2 separate regions of the Homo sapiens genome follow, and region 1 is linked to region 2. A link is a contact called in ENCODE Hi-C data. All regions are on one chromosome and are shown on one strand. Each heading gives the region's core, a stretch centred on a gene start or an enhancer-like site at or near the end of the contact. The rest is flanking DNA. Distances are from core to core; before and after follow the strand shown.

What was found. Hi-C counts contacts between places; a loop is a spot of excess contacts on that map. Pooled maps may share reads with other maps.
Region 1: a pooled map shows a loop between it and region 2 (7-fold over the local background). The contact joins the promoter of ST6GALNAC5 here to the promoter of ST6GALNAC3 in region 2. A Hi-C loop is called at or near these places in 1 of 168 maps with a recorded cell type or tissue (PC-9) and 4 of 50 pooled maps.

Annotation. Positions count from the first base shown.
Region 1 is chr1:76,865,812-76,869,806 of GRCh38, forward strand. It overlaps ST6GALNAC5 (ST6 N-acetylgalactosaminide alpha-2,6-sialyltransferase 5), which reads left to right and starts at 1,669. Exons shown (of 5, transcript NM_030965.3): 1 at 1,669-1,879; 2 at 2,686-2,931. The coding sequence starts at 1,865. RefSeq lists an enhancer at 2,544-2,753.
Region 2 is chr1:76,072,166-76,076,005 of GRCh38, forward strand. It overlaps ST6GALNAC3 (ST6 N-acetylgalactosaminide alpha-2,6-sialyltransferase 3), which reads left to right and starts at 2,581. Exons shown (of 5, transcript NM_152996.4): 1 at 2,581-2,719. The coding sequence starts at 2,702. RefSeq lists a silencer at 2,382-2,581.

The sequences.
Region 1 (3,995 bases), core at 419-2,918, 790 kb after region 2:
AGATGTCCAACATGCTGCCATGAACTTAAATCATAGATATGATGCCTCTGTTTGGCATGGCAAAATATATTAGAACTGTTTCATCAGTCACTGGGCAACTTGCTAGATGGAGGGGGAATAATCCTGAAAAATGCAGGAGCTGCTTCTAATAGCATCTAAAAGGATCCCTGGAGAAACACAGATAATCTGCTTGCAGTGATTCATCAAGTTGGTCCTTTGTTTCATTAATTTGAGTGTCAAGTGCAACCATACAATAAAGAATTGCCAAGACCTGGTAAGATTCTCCTCTGGCTGCTGCTTTTCCTGCCCTAACAACTGGTACTATTCATGCCTAAAGCACAAACTGAATAAATAGTTTCAAGGCTGGCAATGTTGGACAGTGCTTCCTATTTTGCTTTTCCTTGAAAGGCTAAATCGTGTGCTTTCTTGCCCTCTCCCAAACACGTTGCACTGATATTCATTATTGCACCAATAATTTTAACTTTCTTAATACTAAGTATGGAAGGATGCCTCATAAGATAAAAATAGTTCCTGTTGTATCATCAGTCCAGCAATAGATTAGGGAAGATTAAAAATGGATTGTAATGCCTTCTTTGGCCTTGAGAAAGCTCTTATTGTGCCCATGGTTCAGTAGGCCTGCTGATCATTTCCATCTTAATGTAATCTTTAACATTACACTGCTACAGGTGAGATGTTAAGTAATACATTAAGACAACTATTTTCACTGAGCAATTTCACAAGAAATATGTTTTTAGCTAAATTAGACATTTAACAAATGCCATTTGTAATTCAATGCAGAGGAGACAGCATCCTTAAAACAAGCTATTGATGTGACTTTCCCAACATAAAACAATACTTATGTTTTTTTAATTTTAATTGAAGTCCTGAATGTGAAACTATCGCCGTCAGTGCAGTAGACCAACGGAAAGCACCAAATACCTTAGGATTATGAAATAAGCCATATGCAGTTTTATCTCTAGCAGACAGAAATTCTTCATCCAAATTAGGAAGAATCTACAGGTCAAGTTAATCATGTAGCTGTGACGTGCTGAATGTTTTTAAAACTTTAAGATCATTTAGATGAACACTAGGAAACTCAGAGGTCAGGCAGAAATGTAAATTGTAATATTCAATGAAAATAATAAATGAAATAATTGAGATGAAATATTATCTAAAGAATGCATGAGAATAACTGAATCTGATAAAGTAAAATTAAAATTAAGAGAGAAGAGAAAATAAGAAAGTGAGCAATTGAAAAACGGAATAATAAATAATTTTTTAAGAAAAATAATTTCATCATGTATTTCTCTATGCTACGTACATAAACGCAAACGCTATAAATAGAGTTATTGACATTTGGGAGGTTGATTTGTTTTTATCAACATCGCAAAACAGAAAATTTAGGTTGCAGATTTTCACATGGCTATCACGTTCAGAATCCAATCAGGTTCTCCTTCTTTACTACTTGATGACTTCTTTAAAGATAAATAAGCCCGCGGACCAAGAAGTGGGTACACTGGCTCGGTTAACTCTCTCTCCCCAGAAATTTCACTACTGAAAAGATTATTATTTGGGGGCGGGGAAGGGGATGTAGAGGTCTTTAGGACCCAGCAGGCGGCGGCAGGCGGCAGTTGTGTAGATCGCTGAGAGACTACGAGGGTCCGGTTCAGTTTTAATTCTGTCTCTAATCTCTGCAACAGCCGCGCTTCCCGGGTCCCGCGGCTCCCGCGCGCGATCTGCCGCGGCCGGCTGCTGGGCAAAAATCAGAGCCGCCTCCGCCCCATTACCCATCATGGAAACCCTCCAGGAAAAAGTGGCCCCGGACGCGCGAGCCTGAGGATTCTGCACAAAAGAGGTGCCCAAAATGAAGACCCTGATGGTGAGTCAGTTGTGGCAACTCCACCGGGCAAAGAGGGGGATCCCCGGGCTCAGGGTCCACGGGACGCACCGTGGAGACTCCGAGACGCCTAACCCTGGGCCGCGAGGTCGCCTGTTACAAAGGGACAACTTTCTACCCGCTCCGCGTTCCCTCCCGATTCTCCAGCTCTGCCTGGCTCGGAATCCCAGAGCCAGGATGGGAACTCGGGGTTGCCTCGCCTCCTAGATCTCCGGCGAGAGGTCCGAGGGGGTGGCGGAGAGCTGCAGGAGCGATGGAGGAGTGGGCAGATTGCTCAAGGGATGGGGGTGCCCAAAAGCAACAGCCTGCCAAAAACTAAGAGGGACGGGGAGGGGGGACCTTTGCAGACTTTCTTCGTTTTCTTAGATTTCAAACTTGCAAGGATCGCAAGGATCCAGGGCCCCAGGAAAGGAGGGGTGTGAAGGACTCAAAATTCCAGCAGCTTGGCTGGGGTGGCTGCGCCAGACGGGCCCTTCCCCAAAGTGCAAACCCACCCCTGTCCTCGGCCCCGGCGCGCTCCCTCCCTCAGCCCGGGGCCGTACACCACCTGCCCTCTACCGAGAGATCTGGGCGGCGGCGGCCGAAAGCAGCGACGCGCCCGGAGCATCCCTTGCGATACGCTAGGGGACGGTGCTTTCTCTGTCCCAGTTGCGTGCGGCGGGGCTGGGGCCCAGGCCGCCCCAAATCTCCCCCACTAGAGTGACCACCGCACAGTTGTCCCCGCTGGGCGCGCTCCTCCGGTGTCTGCGCTCAGCCGCTCTCCTCTTCTCTCTCCCGCCCGCCCGCAGCGCCATGGTCTGGCAGTGTGTTTAGCGCTCACCACCATGTGCACCAGCTTGTTGCTAGTGTACAGCAGCCTCGGCGGCCAGAAGGAGCGGCCCCCGCAGCAGCAGCAGCAGCAGCAGCAACAGCAGCAGCAGGCGTCGGCCACCGGCAGCTCGCAGCCGGCGGCGGAGAGCAGCACCCAGCAGCGCCCCGGGGTCCCCGCGGGACCGCGGCCACTGGACGGATACCTCGGAGTGGCGGACCACAAGGTGACAGCATGCCCGCCAGCCCGCTCGCCACTCAGCCTGGGGATCCCGCACACCTGAGCCTTCCCCCTTTCCCGGGGCTGGGAGGCGCTGTGAGTAGGTGCCGTTCGAAGGCTGGAGGGGAGTGGACCCGCTGGGGTAGGGTGGGCTAGTTCCAACTTGGTATGAATTCTTATTTGGAGAAAGACACAAAGTTTTGTAGAAAATAGGGGTGAGGTGCGTGGACCCCAAAGCCTAATTTCCCAGCAGAAATCGGCCCTGGAACTAGAACTCCCTGATCCCCAGAATTGCAGCTGCGGATGGAGGTCCGGTTCCTGAAGCCTCGGGTTTGGCCGCCGAGTCGCTGCCTGGTGGGAGGAAACTGGGGTTGGCGCGGGTACCAGCCTGAGCGTTCCTCTGACCCGGAACCGGAGGGTGAGCGCAGCCAGCCCGCGGCCACTGCTCGGGATCCAGCGTTCCCCTCTGATCTCTCCAGCGCATTGCTTTGGGCTGAATTCTCTCAGCCCTGGGGAGTGGTGCCCAGGCAGGCATGGAAGACTTGAGGGACACACTCAGCTTCCATTGGTTTGAAACTCATCATTGTGAGCCTGTCTTCCTCTGCCTTCCGGGAAGCTGCTGCATGGGGTGGCTAATAACTAATAAGATGAATTTTTTAAAATTGGGCCTCCTTTCCCTGGAATAATAAATATCTGGTTTCAGTGTGTGAAGCCTCTGGGAGAATCCTAATCAAGTTTGCTGATTCTGAAGATATTTTAATACAGTTTAAATGTATCCGCCATTATTTGAAGCTGCTCGTATGTTTTTATTAAAACACAATTCCACTCTCTATCTGCTTTATAAAGCTAGAGGATTTCTTGAAATCTCCCAATTATTCTTTTTATTTTACTAAATTTTGTGGTTGTGAACCGAAGTAATATATAGTAGATGCTCCTTTTGTGTGCAAAGGTCACTCTAACCATGCGTGAAAAAGCCAAACTTTTTAAAAAGTGGCATTCAAAATATTGCCACACACCTGTTTAATGCATAATGCTAAGGATTTGAAAGGTATAAAAGAATTTAAGGCAGGA
Region 2 (3,840 bases), core at 1,331-3,830:
TTAGAGCTGGAAAATTATGCTACACCTATGGATTTGACTAAGCTGTTCCTGTAGTTTGGCCAGTTTTAAAACAAAAAAATCCTGGCAACACACTCCTATCCTCCCAGCCCCAACAAATCTGGCTATCTCCATTCCCTGGTAGGTTCAAAACCTGTTTTTATTTCCATCCAAAAGCTTCCCCCCCACCCCCAGACATCGAGTGGTCCATCTAAAACAGTGATTGTTAATACTGTTTTGTAAATCTTCCAGTCCAGATTTATTCTAGAACTTGAGTTTGTTTTTAGATTGTTATAAATGTGCCTTTATTTCTAGCTGTTTGACATAACTTTTGGATGTTAATAAAAAAAATAACACCTTGGGAAGTATGGACATGGGTGGATAGAAATGTAATTGAGAAAGCCATATCCAAGTAGATTGAGGGAATTAGTAAAGGCCTCATCACGGCATACCCAAGTCATAACATGTTAAAAGTTTGCTCCGTTGGTGTTCATCCTCCTGAGACACCCAAGGCTGATGGCAATTATCCTATTCATCTTCTCCCACAAGTCTGTCTTTAGCGGAAGATTTTTTTCTTTACATAAAGAGCTATCATATAAAAAGTGCTCATAGTGCCAGAAATTGAGGTAAATGCAATTTGCAAACATTATTATCTCATTTAATTCTCTTGAGGATAGATAATATTAGATAAGGTAAGGATTAAAGAGAGGTTAAGAAACTTGATCAAGGACACCCAGCAGGGAAGTACTTAGCAGGGCTGTTCACTAGGGCCTGCTGTTTCTCTTTCCAGATGTACAGACTTTCTAGAGAGAACGATGTGCTCTGCCCACCCTCACCCCTTTGCTCTGCTGTTCTGCCAGGGACATGCAGGAGACGGAGGCCTTCCTCTTAACCGCAAGAGGCCTTCCTTTTTTACTAATATTCCTCAGCACAGACCCTTTACGGGTGTCGGGCTGGGGGACGGTCAGGTGTTTCTCTTTCTCCTTCCTGAGATCTTTGCTTCCAATTTGGCTAAGGCCCTTTCCATGTTATAGTATCATGTATCTCTTATTCTTGTCTTTCTCACTTAACTGTGAGCCCACCTTGATGTTAGATATTCTGAAAGTCATTCTCCTATCCCTGAAAGGTCTTCAATAAAGATTTTTCCTCCACTTAGTGGAAGGTGAATAAAGTTTATTCTTCCATTTAGTAGTGGCTCAATAAAAAAGTTTGTGGAATCAATCAAGGGATGAGTAAATGAATGAAATACTGAATTTTCCTGGCCTATGAAGGACCATGAGCTAAAGCAGCGGTTTAAAGTATATAGTCCCAAACAAAGAATTCTTACTAAAAACACACCGGATCTGTAAGGCAGAGGAGGGAGGGGCGGGAGGAAGAAGTCGAAGAGCAGGGTGTGGTATTCCAGGGAGACTGAAGACAGGAGCTTCCCATGGGACAGGCAGTTCATCCACAGGCTCAGCTTCTGCAACCTCCTTCCTGTGGTTACTCCTGCTCTCTAAGAATTCTGCATGTTCTCATCAAGAAAATACCAAATTCCTTGAAAGCCTGGATTCTGCCTTGTGGTTTGTGAGCCAATCTCATGACACCACCAGCCCACAGTGCTTTTCCTGATTCCATGGAGGCAAACTAGACGGAGCTTCTAGCAAGTGAAACTTCTTTTGGGTAGATATTTGGGGGCCGCTTTTAAAATTTTTCTGACAGACCAAGTGGTAAAAATCTGTGTGTGTACACGGAATGCTCTCTCCCTTCTGCAATGCGTTTACTCTCCTTGTAGAAATAACTGCTTCTCTTAGCCGGCTCTTGCTTGGAGCAGGGAAGAGCAAAGTCCTATCATGTACACATACACAGTTTATAAACATATACTGTACAATCAACATGTACATATATAATACAATATACACATGTGTGCATCCTGTATCTGTATACTGTATATCATGCATATACAATTTCATAAACAAGCTTGTACCAGGAAAAGGCAATAATTTATATATTATACACACATACATGTATATGTAAAATATGTACACACACACAAAATATACCATACAGAGTGTAAGGTTCATGACGTCTTTCTTTCGTTGATATTTGTGCTCACTTATTAGCGGTAAATTATTAATTTTAGATAAGCCCATCACAGAGTGAAGGCTCAATCCTTGAACAGCCCAGGGAGAACTTCGTTGCTACTTTTGAAAAGCCCTTTGATGTGCCCAAAGTCTCCAGAAGGGCGATGCCAAACCCACTCAACTTTGACAAAGTGTGAAACGTCTGTAAAAAGGAGTTCTCTGATGTGTGAGAGGAGACGGAACCGAGAAGAAAAGGCCGTACTCTGCCCCCCGCGGGACCCAGGTCCCCGCCTGCTGCAGAGCGCACTCTGCGCACGTCGAGCCGCGAAAGGTTCACAGAAGAAAACAAGAGAAAGAAGTAGCAGGCACTGAGGAGCCGCCGGCGCCGGCGCCCAGGACGGCACGTGACCCGGGGGCGGGGCCGCGCGGGCCGCGGGCCAGTGGATGGGGACGGGGGCGGGGCCGCGGCTCGGGGGGCGGGGTCTGTGGCGGCGCAGCTTACACCGCGGTCCCCTTATTTGGATCTGCGGGAATGTGGGCTGGAGAGGTCCTGCCGTGGTACCAGCCTCCAGCCTGCCCCCAGGACTGCCCCTGACCCAGGCGCGCCCGCTGCTCGGTGGCAGGAGGGCCGGCGGAGCGCCATGGCCTGCATCCTGAAGGTAACGACTTGGATCTGTGGCTCGGACGCGTGGTTGGCCAGCCCCTTGCTGCTCAGAGGCACGGAGTCAGCCGCGGTCCCACCGCATCCTCATCTCAGTTGTCTTTTCCTGGCATTGATTTTCTTTTTGTTCCTTTGGCAAATGCATATGGAGGGAGATTCTGAAACATGCAGCTGGCACAGCTTCTTTTCCCACCATTCCTGCCTCCTGCTCGCGCCTGCATTGAAGGAGCTGCAGACTGTTGGCTCCAGGGGAGAGCAGGGCTGTGTGCCGAATAATGGGGATGGTAGGGAGAGGAGGGGTGTTCCCGCGGGTCCCGCGGCTCTGTGGAGCCTGAGGCCTTTCAGGGGCCACGGGGAGGGGTGGAGTGGCTAGGCGTGAGTTGCTGGTGGTGAGGGGCATAGCGCTTTAAATGGAGGGAAGAGTGAGCGGAGGTGGGCTCTACTGTGCATTTGATCATGTGAAGACAGAAACTTCTGAGTTTACAGGTAGTCCCTTAGGAATGAGTTTTCTATGAGATCTGCTAGCTCTGTTTGCCCTTAGCTCTACTTTGGAAAAGTTCACACGAGGATGTATATGTTAGTAGAGAACCTCTCACTCTCTTTATGCTCATAAATTTGAATAGACAAAATGATTTTATGCTCTGCCAGAGTGCGCTCAGCCATCCCTTCTTTGTTGAGTTTTCTTTCTCCAAGACCGGATTCTTAGCCTCACCTGAGCATCTTTCTGGGTTCACAGACTTGTGGCCTCAGGTGGGAGAACTTGGTGTGAGGGCCTCACTTAAAAAGAACTTTCCATCCCACTGGTAGAGGCCTCCCCTGCCCTCGTTTTTTTTTTTGCACTACCTTTCTACAAGAACATAACCTGGATGCATGAATCAAAAACATGAACAGCATGAAAGTTTCCTGGGCCTTGACTGGAGAATGCAGAGACCTAGTTGTCCAAGCCTGGGGGAACTGTGTGACGATGGAAAATACCAGGAAACAATTCGTTGTTGTTGTGTTATTGTGAAGTAGCATTTATTTCTCTATAAGATGATATTAAGTCATCTACTGTGTTCTGGTTACCTGAATCGTCTTCTAACGTGCCTGGTGTCAATGATGAAAATAAGAGACTAACCT